3 separate regions of the Homo sapiens genome follow, and regions 2 and 3 are each linked to region 1. A link is an interaction called in ENCODE POLR2A ChIA-PET data of the cell type or tissue named here. Cell type or tissue: Panc1. All regions are shown on one strand. Each heading gives the region's core, and the rest is flanking DNA. Links, peaks and the distances in the headings are about the cores only.

The links. Peaks named below come from ENCODE experiments on the same cell type or tissue, not always from the same donor. Only the 100,000 strongest peaks of a DNase experiment are listed, where the experiment ranks them.
Region 2: POLR2A ChIA-PET joins it to region 1 with 6 read pairs; 9 of 35 experiments call an interaction of 5 or more read pairs at or near these places.
Region 3: POLR2A ChIA-PET joins it to region 1 with 6 read pairs; 6 of 35 experiments call an interaction of 5 or more read pairs at or near these places.

Annotation. Positions count from the first base shown.
Region 1 is chr18:23,380,827-23,389,146 of GRCh38, reverse strand. It overlaps SLC35D4 (solute carrier family 35 member D4), which reads left to right. Exons shown (of 15, transcript NM_032933.6): 5 at 4,080-4,157. Among named protein-coding and RNA genes, the nearest start is that of SLC35D4, 53 kb to the left of the region's middle. RefSeq lists a silencer at 5,347-5,522. In Panc1, for the core only: no CTCF peak of the experiment used is centred there; no DNase peak of the experiment used is centred there; H3K27ac peaks cover 2,421 bases.
Region 2 is chr18:23,143,190-23,150,049 of GRCh38, reverse strand. All of the region lies in intron 1 of CABLES1 (Cdk5 and Abl enzyme substrate 1), which reads right to left. Among named protein-coding and RNA genes, the nearest start is that of CABLES1, 11 kb to the right of the region's middle. In Panc1, for the core only: no CTCF peak of the experiment used is centred there; no DNase peak of the experiment used is centred there; H3K27ac peaks cover 1,841 bases.
Region 3 is chr18:23,212,915-23,219,774 of GRCh38, reverse strand. It overlaps CABLES1 (Cdk5 and Abl enzyme substrate 1), which reads right to left. Exons shown (of 10, transcript NM_001100619.3): 4 at 5,721-5,798. Among named protein-coding and RNA genes, the nearest start is that of CABLES1, 81 kb to the right of the region's middle. In Panc1, for the core only: no CTCF peak of the experiment used is centred there; no DNase peak of the experiment used is centred there.

The sequences.
Region 1 (8,320 bases), core at 1,633-6,632:
CTTCATGGCAGGGCCTGTAGTCCCAGCTACTCAGGAGGTTGAGGCAGGAGAATCACTTGAACCCGGGAGGTGGAGGTTGCAGTGAGCCAAGATGGCGCCACTGCACTCTGGCCTGGGTGACAGAGCAAGACTCCAACTCAAAAAAAAAAAAAAAAAAAAGAACTACTTGACTGGGTAATTTATGAAGAAAAGATGTTTAATTGACTCACAGTTCTGCAGGCTGTACAGGAAGCATGGCTGGAAGGCCTCAAGAAACTTACAATCATGGTGGAAGGTGAAGGGGAAGCAAGCACCTCTTACCATGGCGGAGCAGGAGAGAATGAAGGGAGAAGGGCCGCACACTTTTAAACAACCAGATCTTATGAGAACCACTATCATAAGAACAGCAAGGGGGACATCCACCCCCATGATTTAATCATCTCCCACCTGTTCTTTCTCCCAAAATTGGGAATTACAATTCGACATAAGATTTGGGTGGGGACACAGAGCCAAACCATATCAGCAGGTTTATTACTGGAGAAGCAAATGGCCAGGATTTGGAACACACCAGTCATATTGAACTTTGGACAATTGGAGGTCCCGGAAGTTTTCACTGTGGCTTGACATAATTTGTGCGTCACAACTCCAAGGCTAGAAGGTGTGGGCTTTGCTGTTAGACAGGCCTGGATTGGGGTCATGGCTTTGCCACTGAACCAGCTGTGAATACTCGAGCAAGTGGCCAGTCTTTCTCAGCCCCATTTTCATTGTTTATAAAATCAGGGTAATAGCATCTGGTAAGAGAGGTGCTGGGAGGAGGTTTAAATAAGAGAATACACATAAAATACTTAGCACTATGTTTAACACATTGTTGGTGGCTATTGTTAGTGTACTTTAAAATTAATTCTACATGTATAAATAGATCCTTTTCCAGAATCTGATCAGAGTAAGGGCCTAGGAAGATTGAGAAAACAGCCTGCAGGTCCTAAAATTGAGAAAATTAAGCCTTGTCGAAGTCTAAAGTTGGGTCTAGAATTATCTGACCTCATTACTGATTTTATAGCCAAGGAGGCAAAAAACATTTACATAAGGTCTTAATTCAGTAAGATCCAGCCCCCACTTTAATATTAGCTTCCATGTGTCATGTGATTAACCTGTCCAAGATTTTTTTTGCTGTCCTTTCAAGCCAAGAATTGGAAGGCCAGGGCCCAAGTTTGCCAAACATGGGCCTAATGGAGAAAGCCAACTTTAAAATATGTAATCTCTTTAATAATCTTAACAAACATGAAAAATAAGTTAAAATCTAAAAATTTAAGAGGAATAAAAAGAAACACAAAGATAAATGAAAAAATAGAAGCTAAAATAGTTCTATTTTAAAAGAAAAAAACAATTTGAGTTGAACTTTTAATGAAAGATAAAAATAGAAAATGTTTTTTTAAAAAGGTAAGAAAAATGTAAGGCAAGAACTCAGAAATGAAACAGTGCGAGTTAGAACAGATTACTAAAATGGCACAGCTATATAAAGCTATAGAAGTTTTAAAAACAAGGTAAAAATATGTCCTCCGTAAAGATAAAGAATAAATTCATCTGAAAGTAGGCAAGCGGCATAATTTTGAAGCAGGTCCTCTAAACTGGAGCAGTTTACCCAGGTTGGTCCTCTGCAGAGGCTGCTGAGGGCGGGGCTACCAGTTAATGTTATTGACACCCTTTGTGCAGTGCTGCTGAGCCACTCATCAAGGTCCTTAACCTATAGTATTTGGGTCGTTCCTCTTGGCAGCTCCAGGCTATGGGGTATTGTTATCCCTGCTTTACAGGGGAGGAAACAAAAGTTTGGATGCAGACCTTGCCCCACTAGCAGGTGGTGGAGCTGGAGCCCAGAGTGATGACAAAACCTATGCTCTTATTTTCATTTTCTGCCTTCCAGGAAGCATCATTATCATTATCAACAATAAAGACAACAGGCCAGGGGCAGTGGCTCACACCTGTAATCCCAGCACTTTGGAGGCCAAGGCAGGTGGATCACTTGAGGCCAGGAGTTCGAGACCAGCCTGGCCAACATGGTGAAACCCCGATTCTACTAAAAAAATACAAAAATTAACCGGGCGTGGTTGCAGGTGCCTATAGTCCCAGCTACTTGGGAGGCTAAGGCAGGAGAATTGCTTGAACCCAGGAGGTGGAGGTTGCAGTGAGCCGAGATGGCACCACTGCGCTCCAGCCCAGGCGGCAGAGCGAGACTCTGTCTCAAAAAACAAAAATGAAAAACAAGGCAACAGAATTCCTCTCCTCCTCATTCTCCCCCCTCACCTTGTCAAGGCTACCTATCCATTAGGAGAGTATGCCACTCTTAACAAATGTCCCAGCAATGGGAAATGTGCAGTAGGTACCAGTATATCCTAATAATGCACTGTTACATTTTTTATATTTTCTCCTTTTTTTTTTTTTTTTTTTGGTGAGAGTTTATCCAGTTATTCAAATATTTACTTCAGTTCAGTCTCCTAAATATTTCTTTGATGTGGCCCCTTTCCTCCATCTTCGCTGCCAGTACCAAGTTCAGGTCACCATCCTGTCCTTCCTTGTGTTCATTTCCTGTGGCTACTGTAATAAATTACCACATACTTGGGTGACTTAAAACAACAGAAATGTATCCTTCATAGTTCTGGAGGCCAGAAGTTTGAAATCAAGGTGTGGGCAGGGCTGGGCCCGGTCCTGAGCCTCTAGGGGATAATCTGTTCCTGGCCTCTTTCAGCTTCTGGTGGCCACGGCATTGCCCAGCTTGTGGCTGCATCACTCCAGTCTCTGCCTCTGTGGTCACATTGCCCCTTCTCTGTGCATGTCAACCTGCCTCCTCTTATAAGGATATGTGTGACTGCATTTAGGGCCCACCCAATAATCCAGGATAATCTCCTGTCTCAAGATCTTCAATTTACTCACATTTGCAAAGATCCTTTGTTGCCATAGCAGACAACATTTACAGGTTCCAGGGATTGGAATGTGGATGTCTTTTAGGGGACCATTTTTCTTTCTTTTTTTTTTTTTTTTTTTTTTTGAGACAGAGTCTCGCTCTGTCACCCAGGCTGGAGTGCGATCTCAGCTCACTGCAAGTTCTGCCTCCTGGGTTCATGCCATTCTCCTGCCTCAGCCTCCCAAGTAGCTGGGACTACAGGCAACTGCCACCATGCTCGGCTAATTTTTTTTGTATTTTTAGTAGAGACGGGATTTCACCATGTTAGCCAGGATGGGCTCGATCTCCTGACCTCGTGATTCACTCTTCTCGGCCTCCCAAAGTGCTGGGATTACAGGTGTGAGCCACCACGCCCGGCCTTAGGGGGCCATTTTTCATCCTATGGCGCCCCTAGACTTTTGCAGCCCTCTCTGCCTCCTGTCTTCCACCCTGCAGCCCAAGTTCCTCTAAACATGCAGATCGTGTTATGGTCAGCTTTAAAACTCTTCACTGGTTCCTGGGTCCCTCAGAACCATCCTGTTTCCCAGTGTGGCCTGTGAATACCTCTCTACCTTCCTGTCCCTCACGTCCCCCTTCCTCATTATGTTCCACCCATGCCCCACTTCTTCCCATTCCCCGGAGAAGATGGATCCGCTCTCTCCTCTGGATCTTGGTGTGCCCCTCTGCCTGGGCCACTTTGCCACCTCCCTGCTTTTTGTTTGGCCCATGCCAGTTCATCGTTCAGTTCTCATTCCTTCACTTCACTTTGTAGTCCAAGTCCTCTTGGACTTCACTTCCTCTAAGAAAGCTTGCTCTGCGTGTGCCGGGCGGGGTGCACTTTTGCCCCATCTGAGCTCTCGCCTGAGGGGGCATGTTTACCTTGTCATGGGATGTGTTCTCTGTACCGGATGCAGTGCCTGACACACAGGAGACTTAAATGTTTGTTGATGAGAATGCCCGTAGGAGGGGAACCTCTACATCCACCTACAGAGAAATACTGCAGCAAAGAGCGCTAATCCATGTAGAAGTCTTTGCTGGAGTGATTATATATGTGGATGCCAAAAGTTTCCACAGCTCTTTATTTTTAAGCAAAAAATCAAGAACCATATGATTATGAGATCGAAGAAAATATTTTCATGTTTTTTATTCTGTTTTCTTTCAGGCCATTCCTGTGTTTCTCACTTTGCATAATGTAGCTGAAGTTATCATCTGTGGGTACCAGAAGTGTTTTCAGAAAGAGGTAAACGATCATGCAAAATGCTAGTGTTACTTCCTTGTTTTAGATTTCAAAGAAGTACTCTTCTTTTTATGGCCCAAATTAGTGTCTGCCTCTTCCTGCCACCAATCTCCAGGCAAGATTACCTGATAGTGATCAATGATACCATGGGACACAGTTTTGACTTTGCTGCAATTCACCAGACATATGTGGGAATATTGTTGATATGAACTGAACTCAGATCCAGGCCAGGCTGACCCAGACCCTCAGGAGACAAAGAGGAGTTTGCTGTGGGCCTGCTGGGGAAGCATTCCTACCCCCGGCCAATCCAGCACCACAGGACAAGGCGTAGCAGAGTTTTACACAGGGTGCCGCGGCACTAGCCCACCCCAGGGAAATTTGCTTTTCTCTCCAATATCAGCTATACCTCATACCAGCTAGAACAAGCTCCTTCACCTTCCAGGCCTCCATCTGTGCAAGGTGGTAATAATGACACCAGCTTGTTCAAGACTTTTTCGAAGAACACAGCAACTATCACTGTTAAGTAACTGCTTCCAGCCATTTCCTGCATGCAGTAGGTGCTCTGCACATCAGGAACAATTAGTAATGTTATCAGAGGTGGTTTTAAATTGGTCTTTCTTTTTGGAGTTTTTTTTTTCTTCTGGCATTTGCTATTTGATTTCATACCAATTTTTGGAACATTTTAATTTATTTTTATTTTTAGAGACAGGGTCTTGCTCTGTCGCCCAGGCTGGAGTACAATGGCACAGTAATAGTTCCCTGCAGCCTCAAATTACTGGGCTCAGGTGATCTTTCTGGCCCAGCCTCCTGAGCAGCTGAGACTACAGGCACAAGCCACTGCACCTGGCTACTTTTTAATTTTTATTTATAGAGATAGGGTCTTGCTATGTTGTCCAGGCTATTCTCGAGCTCCTAGGCTTAAAGGATCCTCCTGCCTCAGCCTTCTAAAGCATTGGGATTACAGGTGTAAAACATCACACCCCCCCCCCCCAATTTTTGGAACTTTTAAACTATAGAGAGGCCAGCTGGTCACCTCAGGCCACATGCTTTTTACAGGTGTGCAGGAAAGGAGGCCATGACCATACCCGATCTCCCCCCATCATCCTGCCGCTCCTTGGAGGTGGCCCTGTCAATTATCTCTCCTCTCTTCTACACTGTCAGCCTCTCCCTCGTCACTGGCTTATTTCCCTGGGCCCATAAACATGCCTTGGTGTTGTCATTGCACCAAGGAGAGGATGGGCTCTCCTTCCCATGTGACAATGAGAGACAGAAGAGACTCACTTCACCCAGCCCTGGAAGGGTGTGTTTACAAAACCATCCCTCGCACGGGAAAATCTCAAGCTGCCTTGCCCGTGCACCTCCCACTCTGCCTCATCCCTTCTCTCCCCTCCCATGCCACAGGCCTCAGGGCTGGGCTTGGTGTTGTCCATGCCCTCTTGTCCCTGTCACCTTCTGCTGCTCCTGCTTCTGCCCCCGCCGTTCCCCTGAAACTGTCCTGGCTGAAGGCACTGGTGGCTTCGTCTGTGCGACTCATCGTGTCTGTTTCCACCATTCCCCCCGCTTTCTCCTCTGGCCTCTCCAGGCCCCCGTGGCCTTCATGCCCCCTCCCTGCTTGGTTCCCTTCCTGTGTCTTGGGCTTTTCCTTCATCCATCTTTCTCTTCCTTTTCCTTTGTCTGCCTCTTCAGGGTTTCCCTGGGCTGTTTCTTAGGAGCCTCTGTCCTCATGCCACATACTTTCTGGAAAATCTCATCCACACCCATTGTGCCAGCCACCTGCTGCTCACAGAGGACCCCCAAATCTCCATCTCCAGCCCATACCTCCTGCTGAGCTCAGCTCCCCTGCAGAGCCCTGGGGCTTGCTGTCCTATGGTTCTCCCCGGACATCTGAAATGGAACTGATCTGTTTCTCCAGACCTGCTTCTCACTTGGTAGCCCCAATCCTGGTCATCATCACCGAAGTCAGAAACCCTGGAGGCCCCTTGGACTCCCCAGTATCCCCTCCCCACCACATCCAGCCTATTACCAAGTCTGTGCCTCCTCTACCCTCACAGCTGCTGCCGCCCTAGTTCAGTCCTCATCTTCTCCAGGCTGCCTTGCTGGGACTGAGGAAAAAGAGCTCGATCCCCTGAGCCCTTAGGCAGGGCCTGGAGTGAGCAGCCCTGGGCTTAGACAGTTGTCATTTTCTATTTGGCAGTCCCACGGCCAAAGCTGGGAGGTGGAGGCCTCTCGGCACTTGGGCTGATCTCTGTGCAGTTGGAGGGTTCCCTGGATGGACACCTTTCTCTGACATTTTACTTACAACACCATCGTGCAGTTTCCATAGTCCGTCAGTTCTAACATGTGCTTCTTTTCTTTCACATTTTAATTGAATATCTACAGTAGGAAGGCTCTTACAATCAATGATGTGTCATGGTGTAATTTTTTTTTCTTTCTCCCTAATACATAAAATAAGTGGAAGTTTTACAATCATTGGTGTCTTAGGATCAGTGAGATACAGCATGATTTTCCCCGTGTCTCAGGCCTGCTTCCCTGAGTCTTCCAATGGCAGGAACCACGTGGTGGTTCTCCTCAGAGCTCTGGGCTCAGCCTCCAGAACTGGGACTGAGCTAAAGAGTCACTAAATGGTCACTGAGATTCAGGAGCAGAACTTCCCTGAGAGTGGCTTAGCTCTGGGAACCTGACCTGTCCAAATTAAAAAAAAAAACTCATATTCTCCAAAGGGATCCTTTCTTTCTTTTTTTTTTTTTTTTTTTGAGACTGAGTCTCACACTGTCACCTGGGCTGGAGTGCAGTGGTGTGATCTTGGCTCACTGTAACCTACGCTGCCCGGGTTCAAGCGATTCTCCTGCCTCAGCCTCCCGAGTAGCTGGGATTACAGGTGCCCGCCACCATGCCCAGCTAATTTTTTGTATTTTTAGTAGAGATGGGGGTTTCACCATGTTAGCCAGACTGGTCTTGAACTCCTGACCTCATGATCCGCCCACCTCAGCCTCCCAAAGTGCTGGGATTACAGGCATGAGCCACTGCACCTGGCTGGGATACTTTCTTATGAATTTAGAAAGGAAGATTTACTTTCTTATGAATTTAGAAATGAAGATTTACCTGGATAAGATCAAGGCATCTCCACAGGGTTTTGCTTCCTGATGAGCAGGCCAGAGCCTGTAGATGAGGGTGACGGTAGGACTGAGGGTTAGAAAGTCCTTCAGGGATGTTTCCCTCTAGCAGGGGACCTCTTCCATTCTAGAGATGAGGGCAGATGTCTGGCTGAGAGGCCCTGTCCTTGGAAATAACTGAATGAACACCATAAGTGTTTGCATCTTCGACTCCATTTCATCACTAACACAAAACATCATTTCTTGTCAGGGCAAACTAGAAAAAAAGTGAGTGGGTAATTTGTTGTTGTTGTTGTTGTTGTTGTTATTAAAACAAACCTTTCTTTCCTTTATAAATCTAAGAAGATTTAAGATGTTGTAGAAAATACAGATGGAGGCCGGGCACAGTTGCTCATGCCTGTAATCAAAAAGCTTTGGGAGGCCAAGGCAGGAGGATCACTTGAGGCCAGGAGTTCGAGGCTGCAGTGAGCCATGATTGTGCCACTGCACCTCAGCCTGAGCAACAGTGAGACCCTGACTCTAAAAACCCAAAAATCAACTGTTTCTACTTCCCTGAGGAAACCACTCTATTCTTTCAGACTTTTTTCCCATGCACATATATAGATGTATTTACACGAACGGTAAGAAACATCCTGTTTTTCCATTTAACAGTTTGTCAGGAATCCCTATTAAGGCTATCATTCCACATTGGTTGAAGCATGAGTTGGCTGTTCCCTATTTGTAGAATTGTAGGTGGTTTTTAGCAATTTAGCGTTAAAATCTGCTCTATGATGCTGCTGTAATATGTTCTTGATGAGACTTACATTTCTGATGATACAGCTAGGAGCCTTGATGAAGTCATCCCTTATCATAAGGAACACACTTGCACGCCACCTCACAGACTGTTAAATGTTACCATGAGGGCTATTTTGTCTACTATGTGTAGATTTTACTAGAATCATTTTTGGAGAGTAAAAGTTGACCTCCTTGTGACTTCATTCTCAGATTATGAAAATAAACTATCTGGAGCTGTAGAGTTCATTTTCACCATCCACAACAAGGCCTTTGTGTATT
Region 2 (6,860 bases), core at 581-5,580, 240 kb after region 1:
GCCGTGTCGGGACAGAAAAGGAGTGGCGAGCCTAACGGTGGTGATGCCAAGCCTCAACCTCAACCCTGCATTACCTGGATAGCAGAGCCCCCACATCAGCGATAACTTCTGTCCATTTGTGCTAGAATAAATAAAATCTTTTCTGGAGCACTAGACACTGTTCACATCTTCCAGAAGGTCCAGTAAAGCTGGAGGTACACAAGGCTTTGTCCACAGTGGCTGCTCCCAAGCCTGAACGGGCGACAGGCGCAAGTTGGGGCCTTGTTGAAATAGATTGCTGGGCCCCGCCCCAGAGCTTCTGACCCAGTGGGTCTGAGGCTGGGCCTGGGGATCGTGTTTCTAACAAGTTCCTGGCCGCCGCTGGTCCAGAGAGCACATTCTGAAAACTACTGGGCTAACACGCCAAAGAATCAAACAAAAACAGACGTATCCAGGATAGAGTTTAGCTTTTTTTTCCAAAAATTCCATGGCTGGGCACAGTGACTCACTCCTATAATCCCAGCACCTTGGGAGACTGAGGTGGGTACACTGCTTGAGCTCAGTAGTTCGAGACCAGCCTAGGCAACATGGTGAAACCCTGTCTCCACTAAAAATACAAAAATTTACTGGCAAGGTGGCACATACCTGTGGGTCCCAAGTACTGAGGAGGCTGAGGTGGGAAGGTGGCTCAAGCCCTGGAGGCAGAGGCTGCAGTGAGCCAAGATTGTAGTACTGCACTGCAGCCTGGGCAACAGCGAGACTCCATCTCAAAAAAAAGTAGACAAACTTCCTAAAAGTAAAAATTTTGGATGAGTACAGGTTGATTTATCTGAAGAGACAATTAGGATGCCAAAGGGGTTAAAAACAAAAAGCATGAGGCCAGGCGCAGTGGCTCACCTCTGCAATCCCAGCACTTTGGGAGGCTGAGGCAGGTGGATCACCTGAGATCAGGAGTTGGGGACCAGCCTGGACAACATGGCAAAACCCAATCTCTACTAAAAATACAAAAAAAATTTATCTGGGCATGGTGGCACACACCTGAAGTCCCAGCTACTCAGGAAGCTAAGGCAGGAGGATTGCTTGAACCTGGGAGGCAGAGGTTGCAGTAAACTGAGATCACGCCACTGCACTCCAGCCTGGGCAGAGAGAGCAAGACTCCATCTCAAAAAAAGAGCACTGCTATAGTTTCCTTCCTCCATTCAACCTGTCACCACTTTTGAAAAATCCAGCTCTGCTCACACCTGTGCCTATTCAAAGTCTTCCCGTTTTCCTCTGGATTAAACTCACCGTCTTAAACCAAGCATCCAATGTGCTTTGCCACAGTGCACCCACCGTGAGGTCACAGCTGACCTGAAGGCCCAGTTTCAAGGGCATCTCCAGGACAATCACTGCTCCTACTGCAGGAATGGTGGCCCCTAACCTGTCCGGCTGCCCCAGAGTCCAGCTGCCTTGTGCTGGGCTGTCCTCTTCTGGAATGGGCACTGGGCCCCATTTATCTCTGAACAAGGCCACACTTGCCTGGCATGCAGATGTGTGTGCAGAATCGACATAGAAGTCCCTGCTGACCCAATGCCAAATGGGATCCCTGGACAAAGACCCAACTCTGTTTAACCATGGGGTCAAGGAGAGGAGGTAGAAGCCATGTGCAGAGGGGAAACGGGGCTGAAAGGTGAGGCCAAGGCACCCACGTAGCACCCAACTCAACTCCACATCATGGCCACACAGACCCTGAGGAGCCCTCACACGGGAGAGGGTATCCTGCTTAGAAATGGGGGCCAAGCGGGCCAGACGTGGTGGCTCACACCTGTAATCCCAGCACTTTGGGAGGCTGAGGCGGGTGGATCATGAGATCAGGAGATCGAGACCACCCTGGCTATCATGGTGAAAACCTGTCTCTACTAAACATACAAAAAATTAGCCGGGCATGGTGGCGGGCGCCTGTAGTCCCAGCTACTCGGGAGGCTGAGGCAGCAGAATGGCGTGAATCCAGGAGGCGGAGCCTGCAGTAAGCCGAGATCACGCCGCTGCACTCCAGCCTGGGCAACAAAGCGAGACTCCGTCTCAAAAAAAAAAAAAAAAAAAAAAAAAAAAGGAGGCCAAGCAGGCAGCACGCAGACCATGGAATGAGGGCTATAGCTCTGATAACGAGTGACAAAAGTTGGGTCTTCTCAAATTGTCTCTGGAGGTAGCCCTCCCCCAGCATGTGCCCCACGTGGGCTGCGGGACCCTCCAAGTAGGGCAGCGTCTTCCTGGGCCTGGGTGTGGGCAAAACCGGTTGTTGCTCTTCACCTCACAGCCTCATTGCTCTAAAGGTACAAGGATGAACATGTGAATTCCCCCTACCTTGCTTTATTTTGGCAATAGAAATTGTCACGATTCCAGCGTAAGCAGGGGCAAAATGCAGCACCAAACAGAGGGGTACTGTTTCTCTCTGCTGCTCTGATTTCACTACTACTGATGAAACTAAAACAATGCAGCAAGGTAGCTGTTCAGGATCAGCTCCTCACGATCAGAGCAGACCTTGTCAAATTTCTCAACGGCTTCTTGGACAGTGTAAGGTGCAGTGCAATTGTGAATGGAAATAACAGCTACAATTTTCCTGCTCAATCACTAAGGGCCAAACCTTTGCTAGGTGTTTAGTGTTGCATTCTGCATTCTTATTTTAATATTTGCAACACCCCAAAAGTACTGGAGTCCTTATCCCCATACTACAGGTGAGAACGTGAGGTTCAGAGTGGTTAAGCGTGTTGTCCAAAAGGTGCCGTTAAGCGGCAGAGCTATGGAGCTCCAAAGCTGGTCTTTCCACTCTTCTGCTCACCCATTTTGCTGAGACAGAGGCCTAGCGGCAGGGGTGCAGGAAGAAGAAGGAGCTTACTCCCTGCGGGAGGAACTGATACCAAGCTATTAATATTATCTGGAGAGAGCTGTTGTTATTGGGAAAATTTTCCATGACTCTGGACCCAAATCAGGGTTCTATTGGCCTGCCCGAGGTTATCACGTGAAAATCAGCATGCTCGCTTGATGAGAAGGCGCTGGCTTGCCAAAACTATAGCACAATATTTCTTTGTACTTTAACATACTGACCTTGACTGACTCCAGCCCATAGGTCTTAAACAGATGAGGCCCTAGCATTTTGGTTAACGAACTCACAAGTAGAAGATTTGAGACTGGAAGGAGAATAAAATTCTACAGTACTTAGTTGATTCTTTCTTACGTTTTTCTTAAAATGGTACAGCTACGATAGAGTTTTTGTTTTGAAAACTCTCAACTTAGAAAATGTAAATGTTAAAACTCTAGCTCTACCACATAGTGACTTTCAAATCCATAAAACAGCTACCACATTGCCTTTCTGAAATTACTTGATTTTTAAAAAAGTACTTCTTAAGCTGTTAAGCATCAAACAAATAAACAGAACTTATAATACTATCAATCGTTTTGTGATGGATAAATGGAATCCTACAATTGAGACATTTGTAATCTCATCTTCCTTCTTCACTACTCACCCTCCAAAAACAAACTTTATTCAACTCAATAAATAAAATAATTCATCAAGAACTACCATTCAGGCTGGGCAGGGTAGCTCACGCCTGTAATCCTAGCACTTTGGGAGGCTGAGGCAGGCTGATCACTTGAAGTCAGGAGTTCGAGACAAGCCTGGCCAATCGCTTGAACCCGGGAGGCAGAGGTTGCAGTGAGCCAAGATCATGGCATTGCACTCCAGCCTGGGCGACAGAGCAAGACTCCATCTCCAAAAGAAAAAAAAAAGAACTACCATTCAACATCACATCAACCGTTTGTCCCCCTAACATGCCAGTTTTTGTCCTTAAGCAAAAAACTTTAGACTTTGAATATCTTCCAGCTCCTTACATTTGTTCCTCTACCCCGCCACCCAGCCCTTCTTAAAACTATCGAAGTAGACATTTTGCTTTATAAATAATTTGGTCAATGAGTAAAGTGCTTTAAAATAAAAATCAACGTGCTAGGCACATAAACATTTTTGGCATTTTTGAATATTTTACTAGTATCTGGTTGAATGGTTTTTCTTCTGTTTATCGTAAAACCTAACTTAGATTTACATATACCCTGTGCTTTAAACCAGGGACAAGATTGGGTCCCTCTTGCACACACATATCATTACAATATTCTAAAGTCATAAGCCCCTGGTATTTGCACGTTCTGCTTTACAAGCTCTTGTCTGTGACCAAATGTGCAGTAATAAGCCCCAAACCACAATGAATGATAACCTCATTAAATATGATCTAGTGCGTAGCCATCCAAACTACTAAAACAAAGAGGAAAAGACAAACTAGCAAACTCCAATTAATTATACGTTCTTAGAGGCTTTTCAAAATCAAACAAACATAAAAATACAACATTACACAGTTGGTAAAACAGGGTAATAGCTAATGATTTCATGATTCCCGTATGTAATACTAAGTGGTCTGAGCCCCAGAATCTGTGAAAAGTTTGGTGTTTAAATGGTACACAGGCTGAAACTTGAGGGGGACAGATATTTTTCTAAAGTGGAAAAAATGGATAATGGTGACCCTGGGGAAAATTTACATCATTATGTTAAGCAGCAGATTCTTATAAAAACTTCTGGTTTTCAACATGCTTCCTTTGATAGCGACATTTTGCACAGCCCCCAAAGAGGAGAACAGGACAAAAAGGATGTGTGAGCCAGGCACAGTGGCTCACACCTGTAATCCCAGCACTTTGGGAGGCCGAGACGGGTGGATCACAAGGTCAAGACAGGCAGATCACGAGGTCAAGAGATCGAGCCCAGCCTGGCTAACATGATGAAACCTCATCTCTACTAAAAATACAAAAATTAGGCCAGGCACGGTGGCTCATGCCTGTAATCCCAGCACTTTGGAAGGCCAAAGCAGGCAGATCATCTGAGTTCAGGAGTTTGAGACCAGCCTGCCCAACATGGCGAAACCCCGTCTCTACTAAAAATACAAAAAATTAGCTGGGCATGGTGGCAGGCACCTGTAATCCCAGCTACTTGGGAGGCTGAGGCAGGAGAATTGCTTGAACCCAGGAGGCGGAGGTTGCAGTGAGCCGAGATTGCGCCACTGTACTCCAGCCTGGGCAACAGAGTGAGGCTCCGTCTCAAAGAAAAAAAAAAAGAAAGAAAAAAAAAAAGGATGTGTGGTAAAGCCTTAGGTGCACATGCTGATAACCAACTCTCTGGAAGGGGAAAAAGAAAAACCTTGACTTACAGCATTGGCCGATTCCTGTGGTGTAAATATTCCCACCACAACCGATTTCAGCAACCACCTCAGATTCCTCAGTCGTCTCCAATAAGTGGGTAGGAGTCAGCTCCAAGACACTACAGGGTCTGCAAGAAACCCAGCTTAGAAGCCAGGAAAACTAAAGTTCAATTCTAGCTCTAGATTCCAGCTATGTGGCCTTAGACAAATTTCCTTAACCATCCAGCCTCAGTCTTCTCAGCTCTAAAGTAGGCAACCTGTTTCACAGACTGCCACGCAAATAAAACAACATACGTGAAGGATGTGGCACACAAGAGGTACTCAGAACTCCATACAAGTCACCTCCCTCCTGAGGGTGGGAGAGACAGGCTCAGGTAGGGTGGGCTGGGTGGTGCAGCCTCCACAATCTGTCTCACCTTAGCCCCATGACAGATTGTTTTAGCAAATTAAGAGTCAGGAGCAACTGCTGGATGAAAACAAAGACCTAGAACGTTGTGGGGTGGGGGAACAGAATCAAATTTTCCTCCTCTTACTGTTAGGGAATTGGAGTTTCATTTGTGTTCCCTATGGAGGAGAGATGTGGTCTGTTCCACCAAAAGCTGGCCCCAGGGCAATCCATCAAGCTCTGACCAGACCACGGAGGAGGGGCCCTCCAGTCAGACCAGGGCTGAAGCACAGATCCACAGGGAAGGAAGAGGCCCAGCCAGGAGCGTGTACGAGCATGGGGAGAGCAGCGGCTGGCTCTGTGGCTGACGGAGCTGGAAGGAAGGGGCCTCTTGTGGGAGGCCTTGCCCCAGGAGAAGCCTGAGAGTGCCAGAGCCTGGGGCACGGAGCAGCGTGGGTGCCCTCTGTAAAGACAACACAGTATGGCAGCAACAGGCCTCAGAGGGTGTGTGGGAGCGGGGGAGGTTGCAGTGGCAACCAGGACCCAAGCCAACAGCTGCCTCGCCTGAAATACCAGGAATTTAAGACTGGCAGGATCAGATGTGGGTTTCAGAAGGGTCCCTCTGACAGCCCAGGGGGGGAGGGATTGACAGGGGTCCAAACAGAAGCCAGGAGCCCCTCGGGCCACCACATTATCCAGGCTGTGAAACAAGGCAAGGAGGGTGCAGGCAGGCAGGAAGGGGCCAAGGGGACCTGCACACTTCCTGGGCACAGAGCACTGGGCTAGGGTGGGGGAAGCACAACCACTCTGTGACAAGCCAGGGAATAGGCCATGTGGTCTCTGTCGCAACTACTCGATTCTGTCCTTGTAGCACAAAGGCAGCCAAAGGCAAGACTTGCACGAGTGGGTGTGGTTTTTCCAAGAAAGTATTATTTATAAACAGCCAGAGGGGCAGTTGGGGAAAGGGTGATGCTGAGAAGATACAGCGGGAAACCCGCCCAGGGCGGAGGTGGTAGTATCATTCCCATTTCACAGACGAGGACCCAGCAGAGCTTTAAACTTTAGGAGGCCAGGTTCCTGTTGCTAATTGTACCATGCTCTATATAACACAAGATGTGTAATGTACCAGGTGAGTCAGAGAGGCAATAAAGGTGTCAGGGATTCAGCTGTGGCCAAGAAGAGAGGAAGCACAGGCAGGCAGAGGGCGGGAGTTAATTGCCAGAGTCACAGGAATCCCTATTTAAAACCTGGCCTGTCCTCTGGGCCCAAATGCACAGAGG
Region 3 (6,860 bases), core at 581-5,580, 170 kb after region 1:
GCAGCACTGACAAGAATGAGAACAACCTTTTGCACTCACAGGGTCCTTGTAGTATCTGGTTAAACATCCCCATTTTATAGATGAGGGGTCTGAGACTCAGGAGGGCTAAGTGATGGGCCCATATGTCAGAGCTCACTCCTGTCCCCAGCCCTCTCCCCTGCCCCTCACTACAGTGGTCTGGATGCTGAGTGTGGCTGGGAAATGGGACTCCAGCTTGAATAAGGCATCACTAAATCTCTCAACAGGGCAGGCCCTGCCTGAGAGTTCACGAGGAGCTGGATCATCCGCTGGCATCCTCAGAAGTCAACGCTGAGGATGCAATATCCTTTCTCATGTCTCTAAGGTCTCACACTTCCAAGTCTAACTGAAGAATCGCCTTCGCTGGGCACTACATCGGATCCTGCCATCTGAATTCACCCAACTCCTTCCTCTGCTCTAATCAGACATTGCTTAGGACTCAATGTTTTTGCTATTTTGTTTGATGATTGGTTTACTAGCTTATTCCCGTCTCCTACTCAGACAGAGGACCAGAGGGATGGCACGGAGAGTAGGCTCCACACACAGAGAGACATTTTCTCTTTCACCAGTGTACCCAAGGCAGGATGGCAGTGCCCAGCACACAGTAGGTGCTCACCAGGCTGCAGGTGAGTGAATTCTGCTGTACAATGGTAGCCCCTAAACCTCCACATAGGTGGCATGCTGGTATGGCAAGGCACTTGCGGGGGGGTGGGGATAAAGAAATTTTACATAGCAAACACCCTGCTTTTACTTAACACTGTACATTTACTATAATTGTGGGTGTTGGTCAGGATTTGTGGGCAGCTCCAGTGTTCTCCAGTGCCTCCCTGCCCACCCTCCATTGTCTTGGGATTGGTAACTCATTCCTCCCCACCCCTTCCCCAGCCTCCATCAGGGCCTTAATTCGCTGGGAGCAGAACAAGTGACCTAATGCATAAAAGAATGAATGAATAGGTAGTATTATAGAAAGCCCTCCTAAGGTTGGTCTGTCTGCTTTGATCAACTAATGTCAGAATCCACAATCAGTGTTCAAGTTAAAGCCAAGAACAAAATGTGGAGGCCATGGTGGGAGGCAGGGCAAGTGAGGATGCGGGAGCCAGGGCAAGTGAGGATGCGGGAGGCAGGGCAAGTGAGGATGCGGGAGCCAGGGCAAGTGAGGATGCGGGAGGCAGGGCAAGTGAGGATGCGGGAGGCAGGGCAAGTGAGGATGCGGGAGCCAGGGCAAGTGAGGATGCGGGAGGCAGGGCAAGTGAGGATGCGGGAGGCAGGGCAAGTGAGGATGCGGGAGGCAGGGCAAGTGAGGATGCGGGAGGCAGGGCAAGTGAGGATGCGGGAGGCAGGGCAAGTGAGGATGCGGGAACCAGGGCAAGTGAGGATGCGGGAGCCAGGGCAAGTGAGGATGCGGGAGGCAGGGCAAGTGAGGATGCGGGAGGCAGGGCAAGTGAGGATGCGGGAGGCAGGGCAAGTGAGGATGCGGGAGGCAGGGCAAGTGAGGATGTGGGAGGCAGGGCTGGGAAGCTTGAGTGCAGCACAAGTGGCCAGAAAACAAACCCAGAAAGTTCAGGCCACCCCGACAGATGCTTTCCATGGGAAGGAGGCTCAAGTACCCAGCAGACGAACTACGAGATTCCTGTTTTTAGAACTTTCTTGTGATGAAGTTGGAGCTGCACATTAGCCCCTTAATCGGTGGGGTGGCGGGGGTGTTGTGCTTGTTTGGAATAATCAGGCCCATGTGGCTGGGTCCATGTGCATGAGTACAATGGAAACATGGAGGCCAGAAAGCATGGCCCGGCAGGCTGGGGCAGCCCGGGTCCCAAATTCCGGTGTTGCTGACTCTGCCAGGTGTGGGGCTGTGGGTGAGCTTCGCCCCACTGTGCCTCAGCTGCGAAGCAGGAAGGCCTTTCCACCCCTGAAATTCTATGACTTACGTCCCAGTCACAAAAAGAACTTCAGCGTAAAAGTAAAGGAATTTTCCACTGTGGAAAGGCATTAGTTAATATGTACATGAACTGAAGTTGTTTAAAATATGTGTGTGTATATATTTATTCGTATATTTACTAGTAAACTTTTACTAGCATATACTTACTAGTACATTTTAATTTGAGCATAGTTGTTTCCCAATTAGTAAAAAAAAATTTAAAAATCATAATTATGGTTAAGTGGGTTGTTTATAAATACAATGTCTGCTCATTGAAAAGTTTAAAAAGCATTCTGCTTCTTAATCCTGCTGCTACATCACAATATTTGGAATTGTGCTCAGTGTTTCTTGGGTGAGTACAGAGGTAGACTGTGCTGCAGAAACGAACATGTTCTTTTCTGTTAGGTCTGACAAAGGACCTGAAGATTTTTTTGTTATAGAAAAAAATCCTCTTCTAGCTGGGTACAGTGGCTTACACCTGTAATCCCAACACTTTAGGAGGCCGAGGCAGGAGGATCACTTGAGTCCAGGAGTTTGAGACCAGTCTGGGCAACATGGCGAGATCTCATCTCTACTAAAAATTTTAAAAATTAGCTGGGTGTGGTGGCGCGCGACTGTAGTCCTAGCTACTTGGGAGACTGAGGCAGGTGGATGGCTCGAGCGTAGGAGTTCGAGACTGCAGCGAGCCATGTTTGTGCCACTGCATTCCAGCCTGGGCAACAAAGCAAAATCCTGTCTCAAAAACAAACAAAAACAAAAAACAAAACAAAAAAATCCCTCTTGTGCACCTTGGTTTCCTCATCTATAAAATCTGGAGGAATAGTGGATTTGAATCTGTTCACACCTAGGATGTAAAAGGTGGGATCCCACACACTCATTTTGCTTCTCTGTCCAGGGCCAACACAGCAGCCAAATCTGCTGAATATCCTATGCAGTGGCCCTTTCTGCAACACAGGAGGCCTTCCCAAGCAGCAAGAAGGAGACCCAGGCATGAACAGACACTGTTTCCTAGCACCAACTGGCTGCCACCTAGCATTTCCCTGAGATGTTGAAGAGTGGAGGGCCACGCATATCCACAAGGATGTCCAGTGGAGATGGTCTGAGTGCCCTCTTCCTGGGTAATTTAAGTTAAAACAGCTTCCTAATGGCTTTGCAGAAATGTCGTTATCTTCAAGTTAATGGTGTGAGGTAGAAACTTCCCCATTCTACAGAGGAGCCAATGGAAGCTCACAGAAGCTAATAAGTAATAAAAATTCTAAATCTCCCAAGTTCTTCACAATGATTCTTTTTTACTGTCAGAAATATGGGGTCCTTGCTGAGTGGGCCCTAGCACTTCTCTGCATGCCACGTGCCATGCTGGAAACCTTGGATCCACTCACTCCTGGGAGCTACAGTTAACCTCTGGGAGGCAGATACCAGAAAAGCTCCATTTCGCAGCAAGGTTTCTGCAGATACAGAACTTATCTTGCCTGTCTGCCAGTGTGGGTCATGGAAAAACTTACGGCTGAACAGACTGGGGATTAAACCCCCATTCTGGCCCAAAGTTGATGTTTGAGATTTCAACTCTTAAGGATGGATCAGTGATGTCATCTACAAAATGGGGATGAGCACTTGGGTACCACAGTGAGGGCTACCCTACCCCAGACCTTGGGGAATAAAACGAATATGGACACTTCAAAGACAAGTGTGGAGAAGCCAAATTAAAGAAACAGAATGAGTCTTCAGCCAGGAAGATTCAAGGATTGCTTGACTGGGTATCTCCAGCATGTATTAAAAGTTGTAGTTGGCCGGGCGTGGTGGCTCACGCCTGTAATCCCAGCACTTTGGGAGGCCGAGGCGGGCAGATCACGAGGTCAGGAGATCAAGACCATCCTGGCTAACATGGTGAAACCCCGTCTCTACTAAAAATACAAAAAATTTAGCCTGGCATGGTGGCAGGCGCCTGCAGTCCCAGCTACTCAGGAGGCAGAGACAGGAGAATGGCGTGAACCCGGGAGGCGGAGCTTGCAGTGAGCCGAGATCGCACCACTGCACTCCAGCCTGAGTGACAGAGCAAGACTCTGTCTCAAAAAAAAAAAGAAAAAAAGAAAAAAAAAGTTGTAGTTAATTGTGTGTGTAATTTTAATGTGTCTCCCCTGCTAAGCTGTTCAGGGGCACACGAACCCAATCCATCCTTCTCTGCCTTTGTCCCGGGCACCTGGTCACATGACAAGCACTCAATAAATGAATGAATGAGATGGAGCTAAGGAAAGAATGTGTCAATCAGAGAGGTCAGCCAGGGAAACCCAGAGAAACGAGGCTGATGTCACAGTACCATCCAAGCTCTGGCCAAGAGAGGACCTGCTGGCAAAGAGCCTGCTACTGATAATACAGACACCCTGGAGGTGTATGCCCAGGCTGGTCACACTCAAACATTCTGGGCCCTTCGGCTACTACTTGTAATAAGATGAATTAACTGGCCTCTGGGGTCACACCAGGTCTATGAGCTGGTATGAGCTAATTTTGTCAAGGAATGAGCCTGCTCTTCCAATGTAGCCAGACCCGGGGCCACAGCAGGTAGGTCAGTCAAAGAGAGCTGCCCGAAAACATCTCTCTGGGCAGCCCACTGGCCACTAGATGGTCCTTAAACCTCCGAGCTGCAGGATTTGCTGCTACTTTTTCTAGAACACCTACTTTGCAAGGTTTGGCTGTAAGGATGTAAATAATGAAAAAGACGAGCTCAAAGTGTGTGCCTAACAAACAGTGCCATGATTATCGCTCCTTAAGGCACACATCTCATCAATGACTGAGTCAGGATTCCATGAATATAGATGTGTTTTCTGTCCCATGGAGCTGACAATGAAGAGTGCAGCTAAGGACCTTGGTGAATCGAATAGGCCGTAAGTCTAGCACATCTACAGGGGAAAGGGGAGGTCATGGTGAGCAGGAAGGCCTGGGGTAGAGCTCACGGAGATGGTGGAAGATGAACACATGGCGAATCAGCACCAGTGGCCATACGGCCCTCCTTGGGACAGTGGTCACATGTCTGTGGTGTGGCTGGCACAATGACCAGACGCCACAGCCAACATCCCATGATGCTTGACTTCTTACGCAGTGAACTGTCCTGACTTCGATACCGGTGGCAGCCTGATGACAGACACCGGATGCATGAAAAGGCAAAAGGAGCACAAGGAGGAAGGAACACGGTGTTCAGGGATGGCGATGAAGAGCGGAGGCTTTGCAAGGACGGACCCTCAGGTACTTACTTTTTTTCAGAGTGAAAGGAGGGGCTTGTTGATCTAGAGAGGGAAGCATTCCTCTGGCCTGTAGCTAGTTACCTAATCTCTGGTCCTGGAACCCTTTTGCTTTGATGTTTCTCTGTGGTGGCAGCTCCAGCTTGCTGGTCAGTTTCCAAACCCAAGCCCAAGATGCAAGGAGGTGGAATGGTCACAGGGTTTGTTCTGATTTCTTCCTTGACCTACCTTTTTTCCAAAGGTTGGCATGGCCCTGTGGAATATGGTGGGCCCCATAATGTTCTTGCTAAAGCAAGTATTGGATAAGGTAACAAAATGTAGATTTAGAAAGAACAGGCAATAGGATGGGACACACACGCACACACACAACGAGGAAGCTTTCTGGCTGAAAAGAAAGTGGAACATCTTTTTATCATTCCAGTGTACAAATACTGAATTTGCAGTATCAAAGCAAGGCAACTTCTTGAAAATGGAAAGGATGGCCACATTATGTACATTGGTGTGAGATCTTTTCACCCAGAGAACTACAAAGCATGCATGCATATACATACCCGACTTGGGTACTGTCGCGATACGGCAGCACTGAAAATATACTACAGAAGGATCTTCTGCCACTGATAAGGACTATTCTAAAAAATAAAAAGAAGAACAAACAACAAACACACTAAATGCAAAGAATCAAACTAAAAAACAAAATCTATAGCAATTAAGCATTCATGGCATTCATAGCAGTATTTGCACGCTCCCACCACCTCCTCTGGCAGATGGTATTCTGCTCTCCTTGCAAAATGCAACCCCAGCGTGGCAGAAGTGGGCTGCCTCTCCTCATCCCAATATTAACATGTGAGACACCAGCAAGGGTCACTAATGAGTACACCTGCACCCCTTCTCCTGCAAGACCTGCTTGCTGTGGGCTGCACATGCAAGAGGGAGCAGACAGATCTGAGTCCAGGGTGGCCAGGGCTGGGTGAGCAGTCATGCCACATTTAAACCATTGATTTCTATTTTGCAGTAAACAATGTGAGAGCAATAGCACCAGAAACTATGAGCAGGAAAGACACTCAGAGGCCATTATGATCATTAGGTTTTTCATCTGCTGGCAACATGTTAGGTTCTGAGAATAGATTAAGGGAACAATTACATAATCAGTCTTAGCCTCCATTCCTGCTATAAAGATACTACTGGAAACAGCTCTACATGATGGTCTTATGCAATCAAAAGCCACTTAAAAAAAAACATTAAAACAAAAACAAAAACCCTCAAAAGCACTTATCCTGGCATCTGAGAATAACTTTTGCCAAAGGGAACTGCTGATGAAAAACTGGAGAAATGAGTGGAAGAGATTTAAAAACAACATTCTTTGTAGCACAAAGTCAATATCACATCATATGGGGAAGCTTATTTACTTTTGTCATCCTTTCTTTCGACAACCATAAGACCAGGGAAAATGGTTCTACTACTACATGCATCAGGGTTTGGAGATTTCAACTTTGTTGTAACACTATGAAATTAAATCGTCCTGGGATGTAGTCCGGTTCCCTGGCACGGCAAACCAGGCCCTGTGTCTCCTGCTTTCTGTCTCTCCAGTTTCAACACCCACAGAATTTCCCTGATTTTACCGTTCTACCCGTGCTGAAGTACTTACAGCACCCCCACCTTAACAAAAAATCCTATCCTGCTGTTTTATACTT